Regions from separate parts of the Homo sapiens genome. Here region 1 is linked to region 2. Evidence: chromatin loops called from intact Hi-C (ENCODE). Cell type or tissue: A673. All regions are shown on one strand. Links, peaks and the distances in the headings refer to the core of each region. The heading gives the core; the rest is flanking DNA.

Region 1 (4,399 bases), core at 149-4,148, 360 kb after region 2:
GAACAGGAAGAAGAGATAGCTGATTCCAAAGGGTAGACAATGCTAATCCAATTGAATATGCCTTGTTATGAAGTTTCTGAATCACTAAAACAGAGATCAAGTTGTCGCTCATCAAGTATGCTAAACATGGGACAAGAAATTCGGCAAATGTGGAATTATAAGACACTTCCTCCTCCCACATTTTAACAACTCTTGAATCAAGATGACACATCACAGTCTAATTGGCAGTGTTTTTTTCTTCTTAGTTGTGCATAAAATAATACAGCATCTTGCCATGAAATGCTGTTTAGGTTATGTTTATAACAGACTATGTGTAACAGGCTATGTACTTAAGACAGAAACATGTTCTTTCCATGTTTTTGGGTTGTTATAAGCACAAAATATAAGTGTATTGTAAACTATAAAGCACTACACAAATAGGAGGTGGTATTATTAGATTTTTTTTCCCTAGAAGACTGAATATTACAGGTAGTATGAAGCTGGCAGGCATTCATATTTAAAACAAATTTAATTTCTGATTCTAGGTCCCTCTATCAGATTGTGAGATAAACGAATTTCCTAAAATGAAAAATAACCTCTTCCTATGGATACTGTCTGCCTTGGTTGCTAAGACCCATTACCTACCAATACTGTTACTGCACTCAGCCATGGAGCCTTATCATCCCATATCTCCTCGTTTCATTCTTCAGTAGTAGCTTTGCTATGCCCAATCCAACCTCCCAAAGCAGAGGCTGAGCAATGCCTTGCCTGATACTCTTCCAGACTACCATAATGCTATCAGATTTAGTACTGCAGACACCACAGAGGTAACCCTTGAAACATGTTTAGAGAGAAAATTCTAGATTTAAGCAGCAGATAGGAAGGTTAGGCAAAAAGGTATAGTTTTCAATATAGCACATGAAAAATAGTATGACATTCAACAGAATATTTACTGGGTACCCACTCTGGCCAGATACTATAATCTTTCTATGAGCAGCAGTATTCACATTGGCATTGCTATTATTGGTTTAAGCAGAGTACTCACTAATTAGCTGTAAACTTTACTTTGGTGTAGTATTGACATTTTGAGGTAACCATCAAGGCATTTAGAGATACAACAAGAAGTACTCTGATATCAAAATTCTCATTACCTGTTTGTAATGGCTGAAGCAAAAGAAGAATACTTTGGGATATCTGTTTTCCAGAGGGCTCTTCAATCAGTTCAAGCAAACCCAACAATAATTCCTTTGGATTGCATAACTATAAAAATATTCACAATTGAACCTGTTTAATACAAGTTGTATTTAAAGCCACATTATTACTATTTTTAAGAAGGCATGTATCGACAAAATATTATACAATTATGTTTTTGCTTAACATTAAAATTATTTATACAATTGTTGAAAAAATATGCATGAGCAAAACACAGAATCTGTGATGGTCAAGTAACTATAAAACTAAAAAGCAAGAAGTCAATGGATCTTTAGGCTCAGGTTTCCTTTGAGCTTCACCTGTCCACTCTGAAATTGCCTTAACAGATTCTCAGGGGCTCCAGCAGGTGGGACCTTTCAATCCCATGCTGCAAGCCTATTTAGACTAGTCTGGAATCTCTTTTGTATTTTTTGAACAGGTAAAACTTTGCATTGCTTTCTGACTGGCCATATCTTATCATCTCACTTGACTGGTTTTTTAAAAGCTCCCAGCTCCCATAGTCAATAACTCATACAGATGGAGCTCTCCTTCCAATATATATTTGGGTATATTTGCACTGATCACTAAACAGTTTCTTATAATATACTTTTTCTCAGAATTTATCTTTCTTGGCCATCAAATATTGACTGTAAACTCTACTAGCCTTTTACCCAGGGTCGCTTTCTAAGGTTGTTAGTCACAACTGATCTGTATTCTACCCTATTCCTACTTCAATTTTAATCACTTGTATTCTAGGCCTTCCATTTTCTTTTAGGGAACATACCACAAAGGAAAGAGGACTGAGATTTTAATCTAGTTCCAATGTTGCCAAAAGATAAATGTGACCTTGAACTACCTCTCTAAAGCTTGTATTCCACATCTATACGATAAGGCTACTTGTTAAGATATAGCTTCCCAGGTCTCTCCCTGGAGATGCTGAATCAATGGGTCCGATATGAGGTTAATATGAGGTTAGACAATTCTTTTATCCAGAAAATTTGGGAAATCCTGAAATGGAATTGCCTATCCAATCAATAAGACTGGGTCTTTTCTCCAACGAGTTCCTTTCTGCATGTACTTTCATGAACCAAAAGCTTTCTTACCAAACAATAAACATTAAAGGGAATTATAAAATACTGCTGTGTGTTATGATAAAGAGAACCTTGTTTTGTTAACTTACCTTTACCAATAAATCAAAGATCAAAAAATAAACTTTTCTTTTACTATCCTCTTTATCTTTACACAAAAGGCATCGAACAACAGGACCAACGAGATTCCAGCCCATATTCTTGATGATGACCTGTAAAAACATTTTCAGAGTAAAGCAAACACTGCCATCTATAGGACTCTCGCAGTGTGCTTTCCTATCTTGGAAGAGCTCAGAATTGTTTCTGAAATAGGAAGATGAGACAAGTGAAGCCTATGACATTTCACCAGAGACTTTCCAGGGTTGGCTACTAACAGACATCAACATTTTTAAATAGTTTTTAATATGTTCCCTGAGGAAAGGCAAAAGGGTCTTTACTTTTTATCAGGCAAGTTGGTGTTTCCCAAGATTTAAATAGTGCCTCTATTTCCAACAAAAGAGTTAATTTGCTTAATACAGGTACTTAACTTCCACAGACAATTTTGCTCCCCTTATTCATAAAGAAATCCAGCCAATGCTCATGTACCTTTTAAAGTTCTTGGAGTCTCTAAATATAATCCTTGTAATTTATAAAAAAAAGAAGGGATACAACTTCATTAATTTTCTCTCCTACATACAAGTGGCTTCTATGTTCAAAGATATTTCAGAATGCTTACCATACAAGTAAAAGTTTATCTTTATAATGACTAATTCACATTCATTATCAAAACCACTAATTCTCAAAGGATCAACAATGTATTCCACTTCTCTGGCCTGCTTTGTATTTTAACTCATCAGTATTTACCAAGCCTACACTATAATATTCTAGAGGTTAGAAATAAAGTGAGGAACACACTGGATAAGATCACTACCCTCCTAGAGTCCTTCTTTAAAAGCACGGTGGTTGGCTGGGTGCAGTGGCTCATGTCTCTAATCCCAGCACCTTAGGAGGCTGAGGCAGGAGGATCACTTGAGCCCAGGAGTTTGAGACCAGCCTGGGCAACCTAGTGAGACCCTGTCTCTGTTTTTTAAAGTTAAATACATTCTTATTTATTTATTTATTTTGAAACTGAGTCTCGCTCTGTCGCCCAGGCTGGAGTGCAGTGGCGCTGTCCCAGCTCACTGCAAGCTCTGCTTCCTGGGTTCATGTCATTCTCCTGTCTCAGCCCCCCAAGTAGCTGGGGCTACAGGCACCCGCCACCATGCCTGGCTAATTTTTTGCCTTTTTTTTTTTTTTTTTTAGTAGAGATGGGGTTTCACCATGTTAGCCAGGATGGTCTCGATCTCCTGACCTCGTGATCCGCCCACCTCAGCCTCCCAAAGTGCTGGGATTACAGGCGTGAGCCACCGCACCCCGTCTTTTCTTTTCTTTTTTTTTTTTTTTTTAAGCATGGTGGCTCATGCCTGTAATCCCAACACTTTGGGAGGCTGAGGTGGGTGGATCACTTGAGCTCAGGAGTTCAAGACCAGCCTGGGCAACACGGCCAAACCCTGTGTATAAAATACAAAAATTAGCTGGGTCTGGTGGCACACGCTTGTAGCCCCAGCTACTTGGGAGGATGAGTGGGAGGATGGCTTGAGCCTGGGAGGCGAGGTAGCAGTGAGTTGTGATCACACCACTGCAAACCAGCCTGGGTGACAGAGACAGACCCTATCTCAAAAAAATATATAAATAATGAAAAAGCAGATCTAACCCATCTGACAAGAGATTAATAACCAGAATAGAAAAGAAGCTCAAACAACACTAAAGGAAAAAATCTAATAATCCGATTAAAAAATTGGCAAAAGATTTGAATAGACATTTCCCAAAAGGCATACAAATGGCAAACAAGCATATGAAAAGGTACGCATCATTATCATCAGAGAAATGCAAATCAAAACTACAATGGGATATCATCTCACCCCAGTTAAAATGGCTTATATACAAAAGACAGTCAATAACAAATGCTGGCAAGGATGTGGAGAAAAGGAAACCCTCATATATTGTCGCGACATGTATTGTCGCGATCTCAGCTCACTGCAAGCTCCACCTCCTGGGTTCACGTCATTCTCCTGTCTCAGCCTCCCAAGTAGCTGGGGCTACAGGTGCCCGCCACCACTCCC
Region 2 (4,399 bases), core at 131-4,130:
CCAACACAGGATGATAATACATTGCATTTAGAAAGATGTCTATTGACAAACAGAAATTCTTAATTTTGTTTTGTTATTTTGTTTTGTTTTATTTGTTTGTTTGTTTTTTGAGACGGAGTTTCACTCTTGTTGCCCAGGCTGGAGTGCAGTGGCACAATCTTAGCTCACTGCAACCTCCGCCTCCCAGGTTCAAGCGATTCTCCTGCCTCAGCCTCCCAAGTAGCTGAGATTACAGGCATGCGCCACCACGCCCAGCTAATTTTTTTGTATTATTAGTAGAGACAGGGGTTTCACCATGTTGGCCAGGCCAGTCTCGAACTCCTGACCTCAGGTGATCCACCTGCCTCAGCCTATAGGTGTGAGCCACGGTGCCAGGCCTTGTTTTGTTTTTTGAAACAGATTCTCATTCTGTCTGTCACCCAGGCTGGCTCAGTAACAGCTCACTACAACCTTGAACTCCAGGGTTCAAGCAGTCCTCATGCCTCAGCCTCCCAAGTAGCTGGGACTACAGGCGTGTGCCACTACATCCAGGTTTTAAAAAAAAAATGTTTTAGCTGGGCACTCATGTCTGTAATCCCAGCACTTTGGGAGGCCGAGGTGGGTGGGATCATCTGAGGTCAGGAGCTCAAGACCAGCCTAGCCAACATGGTGAAACACCATCTTTACTAAAAATACTAAAAATACAAAAATACAAAAATACAAAAAAAAGTACTAAAAATACAAAAAAAATTAGCTGGGTGTGGTGGTGGGTGGCTGTAATTTCAGCTACTCAGGAGGCTGAGGCAGGAGAATCACTTGAACCCAGGAGGTGGAGGTTACAGTGAGCCAAGATTTTGCCATTGTACTCCAGCCTGGGCAATGAGAGCAAAACTCCATCTCAAAAAAAAAATTTTTTTTGGAGAGATGGGGGTTCTCACTATGTTGCCCAGGCTAGCCTTGAATTCTTGGCCTCAAGCAATCCTCCCACCTCAGCCTCCCAAACTACTAGGATTACAGGTGGGAGCCAACATGCCCGGCCTTGATTTTAGCAGTCAAATTTATCTACATCTTCTTTTTATACATAACATTTTTACTGTCTTAAGACACTTTTTCCCAACCAAGTCACCTATGTTTTCTATTAAAAGTTTTCTTAAATTATTGTTTTTGACATTTAAGTTTTTAATCCATCTGGAGTTGATTTTTTTTTTAATTTTATGGTGTGAGTAGAAATTCAATTTATCTTTTTTCCAAATGGATAACCATTTTTCTCAGCTGTATTAAATGACCAATCTCCCCTTTTTCCACTTACCTGACATGGCATTCCAATATATACCAAAGTCCAAACATAAATGGGTTTCTCTATTATGTTGGTTAATTTGTATCACAGTAGCTAAATTCACTCCCAAGTGAACAGAAGAGGTCTCTCTAAATAAACTTAATTTTTTTTTTGTTTTTGAATGTTATCTACAAAATAAAAATGCTTAAAGTGTTAGTGAGTAGGAGTTGTAGAGAACTAGCTTTAAGAGTTCCTATCTATAATAAAATAGCTTCATAATGAATCCTAATATAAGAGAAGACAATTTCCCTTCTTGCTTTTCTTTTTCAGAAGATTCTTGGCTATTCTTAGACCTTTACTCTTCCTTATCCATTTTTTAATAATCTTGTCAAGTTCTATAAAAACCTTGTTGAGTGTTGTCTGAATTGCATTGAATCTACAGACCAGTATGGAAGGAACTTACATCATTAAGATACAGAATTTTCCTTCACATGGCCACATGGTGTCTCTACATTTGGGTCTTTTTTTTTTTTTTTTTTTTTTTTGAAATGGAGTCTCGCTCTGTCCCCCAGGCTGGAGTGCAGCGGCGCAATCTCGGCTCACTGCAAGCTCCGCCTCACGGTTTCACGCCATTCTCCTGCCTCAGCCTCCCGAGTAGCTGGGACTACAGGCGCCCGCCACCACTCCCGGCTAATTTTTTTTTTTTTGTATTTTTAGTAGAGACGGGGTTTCACGGTGTTAGCCAGGATGGTCTCGGTCTCCTGACCTCGTGATCTGCCCGCCTTGGCCTCCCAAAGGGCTGGGATTACAGGCGTGAGTCACCGCGCCTGGCCATTTGGGTATTCTTTAATGTCTCTTAACATTTTATAGTTTTCCCTTGACATATTTTATGTGTCTTTCCTAAGCACTTAACATTCTCTGATACTATTTAAAACAGTGAAGCCAGGCATGGTGGCATGTACCTGTAGTCCAGCTACTCAGGAGGCTGAGGTGGGAGGATCGCTCAGGCCGGAGAGGTTGGGGCTGCAGCGAGCCGTGATTGCATCACTGCACTCCAGCCTGGGCAACAGAGGAAGACCATGTCTCAAAAACAAAAACAAATATTTGATATCAGCGTCTTACATTTCGGCCATTCTGGTAGGTGTGTAATGCAATCTCACTATGATTTTTTTTCCTTTAAAAAATTTTTTTTTCTTTCTAAATAATAGAGATGGGGGGTCGCACTTTGTTAGGCCAGGCTAGTCTTGAACTCCTGGCCTCAAGCGATCCTCCCACCTCGGCACCCCAAAGTGCTGGAACTACAGGTGTGAGCCACCATGTCAGGCTCGTGCTGTAACTTTAATTTGCATTTCTCTGATGATTCATGATATGGAGTACCTTTTTGTATGTTTATTGGCCACATGGACATCTTTGTCAAGCACCCCATTTTTCTACTGGGCTGTCTGCCATTATCTTATTGATTACAGTAGTTCTCCACATATTCTGAAAACAAAACCTTTGTTATTATGTGTGTTACAAATAGCTTCTTCCATGCTGTACCTTACATATTCGGTCTCTTAATGGTGTGTAGATAAACTGAAGGGATTATTGTTAGTGAAGTACATTTATCTACTTATAATACTCCCAAAGTGAACAGAAGAGGTCTCTCTGAATAAAGTTACATTTATTTTTTGTCTCTGAGTGTTATCTATAAAGTTCAAATGCTTAAAGTGTTAATGAGTAGGAGTTGCAGAGAACTAGCTTTGAGAGTTCTTATCTATAATAAATTTTGTAAAGGAAGTATTGTATATAGGTTTTAAGCTTCTCTTTGAAAAGACTTTCAAGACATCTATCTCCTTTTTTTTATCTCCTTAATTTAAAACTGTATTGTCCAATATGGTAGCCACATGTGGCTATTTAAATTTTAATTCGTTGGGATTAAATAAAATTTAGAATTCAGTTTCTGATAGCACTAGCCATCTTCAAGTGCTCAACAGCTAGCTACACGTGGCTAATGTCTACCATACTGAACAGTGCAGATATAGAACATGTCTGTCCTTGCAAAAAGTTGTCTTGGACAATAGTTGTCTATAGTACAGTGCCTACTACTAACCTTCAACATTTCAAAAAGAAGGTGGCTTCTTTTTTTTTTTTTTTTTCTGAGATGGCGTCTCGTTCTGTCACCTGGGCTAGAGTGCAGTGGCGTGATCTCGGCTCACTGCAACCTCCACCTCCTGGGTTCAAGCGATTCTCCTGCCTCAGCCCCCCAAGTAGCTGGGACTACAGGTATGCGCCACCACACCCAGCTAATTTTTGTATTTTTAGTAGAGATGGGGTTTCACCATGTTGGTTGGCCAGAATGGTCTTGATCTCTTAACCTCGCGATCTGCCCACCTTGGCCTTCCAAAGTGCTGAGATTACAGGCGTGAGCCACTGTGCCCAGCCAAGGCTTCTTTTTTTTTTTAATTTAATTGTTTTTTTTTTTGAAACAGGGTCTCAACTCTGTCACCCAAGGTGGAGTGTAGTGGCATGATCACAGCTCACTGCAGCCTCAACTCCTGAGCTGAATCAGTCCTCCCACCTTAGCCTCCTTAGGAGCTAGGACTACAGATGCGTGCCACCACACCTGGCTAATTTTTTTTTTTGTTCAGAGATGGGGTTTCACTATGTTGTGCAACCTTCATTCCCAGTTTTAAGGAGAATGCTTCTAATGTTTGCCCATCTGCCATCATGATGTCTCTAGATTTCTTTAGTGGATAGACTTTTTACAGGTACTCTTCTGTACAAGTCTGCTAGGGCTATCATAACAAAATACCACAGACTAGTTATTGTAAGTAACAGAAATGTATTTTGTTACAGTTCTGGAGTGAAGAAGTCCAAGATTAAGGTGTTGGCAAGTTTGGTTTCTTCTGAGGCCTCTCTCCATGTCTTGCAGATGGCTGCCTTCTTGGTGGGTTCTTACATGATTTTTTTCTATGCACTGGCACTGCTGATGTCACTGTGTATCCAAATTTCCTCTTCTTATAAAAACACCAGTGAGGATGGGTACAGTGGCTCATGCCTGTAATCCCAGCACTTTGGGAGGCTGAGGTGGGAGGATTGCTTGACCCCAGGGGTTCAAGATCAGCCTGGGCAACATAGTGAGACCTTGTTTCTGTAAAAAAT

What was found. Peaks named below come from ENCODE experiments on the same cell type or tissue, not always from the same donor. Only the 100,000 strongest peaks of a DNase experiment are listed, where the experiment ranks them.
Region 1: a loop joins it to region 2, with 9 times the contacts of the local background. A loop is called at or near these places in 24 of 110 quality-filtered maps.

Annotation. Positions count from the first base shown.
Region 1 is chr1:92,289,068-92,293,466 of GRCh38, forward strand. GLMN (glomulin, FKBP associated protein) reads right to left here. Exons shown (of 19, transcript NM_053274.3): 4 at 2,351-2,470; 5 at 1,131-1,239; 6 at 1-84. Among named protein-coding and RNA genes, the nearest start is that of GLMN, 7.7 kb to the right of the region's middle. In A673, for the core only: a CTCF peak has its summit at 2,517 (motif pointing left); a DNase peak (open chromatin) is centred at 2,494.
Region 2 is chr1:91,930,861-91,935,259 of GRCh38, forward strand. No RefSeq gene overlaps it. Among named protein-coding and RNA genes, the nearest start is that of BRDT, 16 kb to the right of the region's middle. In A673, for the core only: CTCF peaks have their summits at 1,792 and 1,994; no DNase peak of the experiment used is centred there.